2 separate regions of the Homo sapiens genome follow, and region 1 is linked to region 2. The links are chromatin contacts, found by Hi-C or POLR2A ChIA-PET in ENCODE. All regions are on one chromosome and are shown on one strand. The core of a region is the stretch at or near the end of the contact, and the rest is flanking DNA. Distances in the headings are between cores, read along the strand shown.

Region 1 (3,496 bases), core at 677-3,176, 790 kb after region 2:
TTACCACGTAGAAGTTTCCAAAGTATTCATGGTTTATAGCCACCTGAATTGAAAACTGGTTAAGTATCAGGAACAATAAGTTCTAATCATATAATTTGAGAGTAACAAATCAGATGAATAATCCAAGCCAATAGCCTTATTTTACAGGTGGGGAAAGGGTTGTGAGAGGGTTATACGAATTGCTCAGTACAAGGAATACATGTCTGGTGGGGTAGGATTAGAATCCAGCTCTTCTGATAGAGAGTCCTGGGTTCTTTTGATTGACGATATATTGCCAAAGCATCAATCTTACGCTGCTGATGTAAATTAGATTAAATTGGCAGATAAGAATTCTGATTAGAAAATTTAAGAATCCATTACTCAACAGAAGCCCACGTTGTTCTCTTTGAATGATATATATAAAAAAATCATGCCTAAGGTAAACGGAATCTTCTTCAGTGACTTAACTCATCTAACAATTTCAATTGTGATTTGAAAAGACTTTTTTCACTACACCACTGCCAGACTTTCCTTCATTATCGTTTTCTCATCCACCCACAGTAGTTGTCCCAGATTTCTGTCAGAAAGTTGAATAGACGCTAAAAAAGGCACCAGTAACCAGATATTTAAAGTCAGTTTGGAGAGCACAAATTAATTCTGTACGCTTAGTAAGACACGACTGAAGACCTTTCCACAGGGAACCTAAAGAGGCATTAAGGGAAGATGAGCCGTCCAGCATCAGGAGACGTAACAGGTTGAATGAAGGATCTTTCTTCACAGTCATTTTGTCACGGGAATTACTATCTAAAGCAACGCTGGCTTCAAACTGATTTTGCATCAGTCGCCCATCAGCTTGTTTAAAATGGCTGCCAAGGCCCCAGCATGGAGATCCGGATTCAGGTGGTCTGGGGCAGAGCTCAAGGAATCTTTAAGAAGCCCCTTCAAGTGACTCTGGTGCACAAAGAGAACTCCTAGTATACAGGACTCCAAATATGTGTGTCATGCTGGAGCTTCATGACCAGGTTGTCACCGCTTCAACCTGTTAGAACTTTCCATCCAAACCTGTCTTACTCCAAAGTGCCTTTGTACTTCCGGAAGCAGGGATCCCTGTCGTGGGGATTACTCCGAAGAGGGAAATAGCTGCTTCCCACTCCGGGAATTTAAGACAAAGGCGAATATCACTGCTGCATCATGTCGGCTGCTCCTAATTCTGCCCTTACGCTGTGCTTTGTAATCTCTAACCCGCCGACTCGGCAGGAGAAAAATTTAATTCGGTCACAGAAGCACTACACAGGACCCTAGGCCTTATCACTTTCCCAGGGTGGAGGAAACACCAGGTCGGGGAGAAAAGCAAGACCAGGACTGGAAGGTCCTCTGCTAGTACGCCCTCCCCTCAACCTCCCGACCTTCCTCGCCGCCTCTCTTCCTGTGACCTTGTCGTGACTCCGTGACCGGAGCGCTCGCTCTCCTATCCCGCCTCGCCTGCCGCTTAGCCCGCTCTTCAGAATGTTCCAAGCTCCGGGGAAGCTCCCGCTCCTCGCTCCCCGCCGTCGGGCCCAGTCAACACCCTCCTGGCCCCCGTCTCTCATTACCACCCCATCAGCGAGTCTTCCCCGCTCGGCAACTCACTCCACAAGCTTCTGCTCCATCTCCTCGCTGGCTCCGTCTCCCCTCACCCGAAGGACCCTAGGCCTCGGCTCCCGACTCCTCTCATCCGCCCATGCTCGAGGCCGGGCCTGAGCCCCGGCAACTCCACCTCTCCTCCCTCATTCGAGACACGGACTCCCAGCCCCCACCCCCAAAGTCCTTTCGGCCTGGCCAAGCGCTGCCCCACTTCTTCCCGCCCCGCGGCCCGAGTCCCTGGCTCGCAGTCCCCCGGCTTGTTTCGCTTACCTAGAGCGAGAAAACCTCTCACACCCCAACCGGCTTCCGATCCCTGCAGGCGCACCCAGTCCTCCCGGCTTCTCCCCACCCACAGCCGTCCCAGCCAATCAGAGGCCAGCGGCCGCAAAAGGACGCGTGCGTGTGCGCGGCGGGTGGGGCAGTGCAGAGCGGGTCCTGGATTGGCTGGGCCGGTGAGTGCTGGCCCACTACCCCGGCTCTAGCGTACTGGCGGAGACAGACGTGAGAGCTCGGCGCCTGGGGTTCGCGCCCGGGCACTTGAGGGGCTTTGGCTCCTGGCCCAAGGACTCCTCAGATTTCTCCTGCCCTTTTCCCCTCGGGCAGCGGAGGCGAGCACCGCGAACGCCGTGTCCCGAGCGCCGCCGCCTGCGGACGCCTCACGGGCCGGGAAGGGATGCGGGTGAGGGGTTTCGGCTGCGGGTGAGGTTGTGTTCCCCGACCCACCCGGGTCCGACTGCTTGTTCTCGCCGTTCAGTAACGAGATGCAGACAGACTGGGAAAGAACGGAGTTTATTTCTGCAACAGGTTACAGGGAGAAGGTCGGAGTAACTCACCAGACCAACTCAAAATTATTAATACAAGTTTTTCTAGTGCTTAAATACATTCAGTGCATTTACAAGTCGAAAGCCAAAGTGTTTCACTCAAGCCAATCTTTAACGGTAATAGGGTCAGGTGTCTAGACAATTGCTTCAGAGCCTTGGAAATAATCTAAAGTGGGTCCTGGTACAAGGTGTGCAAGAACAACTCCATTATTTTAATTAAACTCTAGGGGTTGAAAAAGCTCAGGCGGGATCCTAATGGACTTGTCTTTACATTCTAGCCTTTCTCCTAAGGCACCAGTTTCTCCAATGTTTAACTTATACATGCATCAGAATGACAGTGAGGCGTTGGTGAGAGCTGCTCTGGTTGCTAATGGAGATCTGGCCTGCCACAGTGGGAGCAGAGCTTGCCCAGTGCGCCGGGACGACTGCGGGCTCCATCCATTCCGCTCCCAGGGCGGTTGTCGGCCAGGACCGTGAGCTGTCAGGTCCCCCGCGGGATCCTTCCTGGAGCTTACACTATAGTAGGAGGCAGCCAGTACTTGCAAGCACGGGGTCGCGGGAACTACGACCTCACCCAGGCCAGGCGACCTTTCTCTCAAGAAGGAGATGTCAGAGGCCCCTCGTGACAGCGAGCTTCCGGGGACAGGGCTCCTAATGTGTTTGTCAAGTAAATAATGAGTAATAATCCGGCCAATTGGTGGGTCAACGAAAAAAGTCAAACTCTAAGATATTTGAAGAGATTTATTCTGAACCAAATGTGAGTGACCGTGGCCCCTGACACAGCCCTCAGGAGGTCCTGAGAACATGTGCCCAAGGTGGTCCAGGCACACTTGGTTTTATACATTTTAGAGAGGCATGAGACATCAATCAAATACATTTAAGAAATACATTGGTTTGGTCCAGAAACGGGGGACAACTCAAAGGCGAGAGGGGAGGGGGCTTCCAGGCTATAGGTAAATTTAAACATTTTCTGGTTGATAATTGGTTGAGTTTGTCTGAAGACCTGGGATCAACAGAAAGGGAATGTTCAAGTTAAGATAAAAGATTGTGGAGACCAAGGTTCTTTTGAAGTC
Region 2 (3,119 bases), core at 345-2,844:
TGCACCTGAGGTGAAACAGGGTGGAATGGGGTGGGAGGGGAGCTCTTGAAATCCTTGTTTGGACTTAATTTTTTTGTTTTCAAAATTTATTATTTTTATTTTACAGTGCTGTTCCTTGCAGAGCAGGGCTAACTCATAGGCAGTGTGCCTGTAGGCAGCCTGTTTGGACTTCCTTAAACACTTTTTTTTTCTTAAATAGAGACAGGTTCTTGCTATGTAACAGGTGAAGCTGGGAATAGCCCTTCCTAGAATGCTGAGGTGGGAGGATCACTTGAGCCCAGGAGTTCGAGACCAGCCTGGGCAACATAGTGAGACCTCATTGTTACAAAAAAAAAAAAAAAAAAGACAAAAGAAAAATTAGTCAGGTGTGGTGATGTGCACCTGTAGTTCCAGCTACTAGGGAGGCTGAGGTGGGAGAATCTCTTGAGCCCAAGAGATTGAGGCTGCAGTGAGCCATTATTGCACCATTGTACTCTAGCCTAGGTGACAGAGCGAGACCCCATCTAAAAAAAAAAAAAAATATTGCTGTCTGAGTCAAAAAGTGCTCTTAAGGAAAATGTACCTTGTTTTCCCTGAGGTTCTGGGGAATCCCCAGCATAAGCACATGTACCCCAGTTTGGGAATCGTGGAGCTGGATTATTTCTAGGGTCTCCTCTAGTTCCAGGACATTCAACAGGAGAGGATAGTCTATCCAGAGGAAGTGGATTTTGTACTAACATCCGACAAGGATGCTCCATCACAGTATAAATTATCCACATTTGAATGTTAAATAAGACCATGCTGTGGGTACTCAGGTGACTTTAAAAATCTTTTTTTTCTTTTAAGAAGTAGGAGAAAATAACTGTGAACATGTGGACTAAGTGGCTTGACATTTTCGAAAAGTATCTCTTTAGCATACTATTCAGAGCACTTATTGCATTCCTCCTTAATGACTAGAATTAGTTACTAGATAACATGATTATGTTGATTAAAAGATGTCACCGTCTACTAATTTATGTTGATACAGATGAACTATTAGCAAATCCTATCTTCCGTTACATAGATGCAGGTTGATTTATGTCACTTAAAATGCATATTAATGGCTGAGTGTGGTGGCTTACGCCTATAATCCCAGCACTTTGGGAGGTGGAGGCAGGTGGATTGCGAGGTCATGAGATCGAGACCATCCTGGCCAACATGGTGAAACCCCGTCTCTATTAAAAATACAAAAATTAGCTGGGCGTGCTGGTGGACGCCTGTAATCCCAGCTACTCGGGAGGCTGAGGAAGGAGAATGGCTTGAACCCGGGAAGTGGAGGTTGCATTGAGCCAAGATCGCACTACTGCACTCCAGCCTGGCAACAGAGTATTAAAAAAGAAAAAGAAAAAGAAAAAAAAAGCATATTAATTAGAATAGGGATATAGGATCTCACTTTTTTTTGTCTCTCTCCAGGATTACAGAGATAAAGCATTTATGCATATACAGAACCACGGGATTTTAGAAGTTGTCCATCAGTTCCTCTGGTTGTTTTGGTACAATAAAAAAGTGCTTTTTTTAGAGATAGAATCTCTGTTGCCTGGGCTGAAGTGCAGTGGCCTGATCATAGCTCACTGTAACCTTGAACTCCTGGACTCAAGCCATCTTCCCGCTTTGGCTTCCTGAGTAGCATGCGTGCTGCCACACTTGGCTAATTTTCTTTTCTTTTTTAAATTTTTTTGTAGAGGTGAGGTCTTGCTATGTTGCCCAGGCTGCCTTAGCTTCAAGCGATCCTTCTGCCTTGGCCTCCCGAAGTACTGGGATTACAAGCATGAGCCACTGTACCTGGCCAGGCAGTTCTTTAACATAAACAACGTGTGCTGTGGGTCTGGATTTTTTTTATGCTAACATTCTGTAAGCTCTCAGTTTTTAAGTTTTGCAAAATGTAGAACATATATGATACAACCTACTCTAGATACACAGCCTCTAGTGTAGGCTGCCTCCTTTTATTATGGGTTTCTATCAAATAATTTCCAGTTTGAGATTTGAGATGTGACCAAAGATAAAATGTCTCCTTATAATGTTAGAAGTGGTTTGGCTTCAGCTGTATTATTGAGTCAGGAATTTGGACCTTTAGGAGCAGGTAAACAATGAGAGCAGAAACTACCCTTGAATTTATGTTTGTCTGAGGACCATTGGGAAATATTTCTTGGAGAGTGGGGAAGACAAATTCCTTTGACCTCCAGAAGAATTGATTGTCCTCAGTGTGATGAGAAAATCAGGGAGAGAGTGACTGAAGACAGCTCAGCTGTTCATGCCAAAGGGACTGACGGTCCAGATTCATGGTGGAACCAGGTGGCCGTGTTCTGGCTGGAGAACAGCAGTGGGAAGAGGACAATGCTCACGAGAGGGACAATGCTGTCTCGGTTTCTGCCTGACTTTTGGTTGCTACTGTGTTCTGTGGAACAAATATTTTATATCATGTTGCATTACCATCTAAGGTTGACAAGTTAACTAGAACCTTTAATTTCTTACGCATTGAACCTTTAATTATCTTAGCTCCATTAATTTTACTTACATATACCACTTGTACTGCCAGTAACTCCTTGTAGATAACCACTCTTGTGACCTCTATTACCATAGGATAATTGTGCCTGTTTTGGGCTTCATGTAAATTGAGTCATATAGTGTGTACTTTTGTGTCTGGTCTTTTGCTCAATGTTTTGTCTGCAATGTTCATCCATTTGTTGCATGTACTAGTGCTTCATTCCTTTTTAGTGTGGGATGGTATTCCATTTTATGGTTATATCATGATTTGTTCATACATTTACCTGTGGATGGACATTTGTTTTTTTTCCAGTTGGGACTATCATGGATAAAGCTGCTATGAACTAAGTGTATAAGTACTCATTTCTATCGGGTATATGCTCAGGAGTGGATCATTGGGTCATAAGACATATGTTCAGCTTTAGTAAAAATTAAGTTTTCCAAGTGTTCATTCTTCTCTGGATTTGGTATATGAGACTTCCAGAAGAAAAAAAGATAACTCTGTAAAAGAGTATGCTACATCTTGTGTTTCTGAATACAGGGCTCCCACAGTAAACTTGGTTTGCCTGTTGGACTTCCAGTTGGGGAGTTTGGTAATCTGATATCTTAAGAGATCT

The links. Hi-C counts contacts between places; a loop is a spot of excess contacts on that map. ChIA-PET counts read pairs that join two places held with the same protein, here RNA polymerase II (POLR2A). Pooled maps may share reads with other maps.
Region 1: a loop to region 2 is called in a pooled map, with 2.8 times the contacts of the local background. The contact joins the promoter of HIGD1A here to the enhancer-like site in region 2. A Hi-C loop is called at or near these places in 1 of 37 single-sample maps with no recorded cell type and 8 of 50 pooled maps. POLR2A ChIA-PET finds 5 or more read pairs at or near these places in 3 of 52 experiments (activated CD4-positive, alpha-beta T cell, activated naive CD8-positive, alpha-beta T cell and endothelial cell of umbilical vein).

The regions. Positions count from the first base shown.
Region 1 is chr3:42,802,564-42,806,059 of GRCh38, forward strand. HIGD1A (HIG1 hypoxia inducible domain family member 1A) reads right to left here and starts at 1,927. Exons shown (of 4, transcript NM_014056.4): 1 at 1,873-1,927. RefSeq lists a silencer at 1,883-2,102 and an enhancer at 2,964-3,496.
Region 2 is chr3:42,017,762-42,020,880 of GRCh38, forward strand. It overlaps a transcript of TRAK1 not described here. Among named protein-coding and RNA genes, the nearest start is that of ULK4, 57 kb to the left of the region's middle. Within about 2 kb of position 1,595, at least 6 of the 41 ENCODE cell types and tissues checked have a DNase peak (open chromatin) inside an H3K27ac peak, as active enhancers do.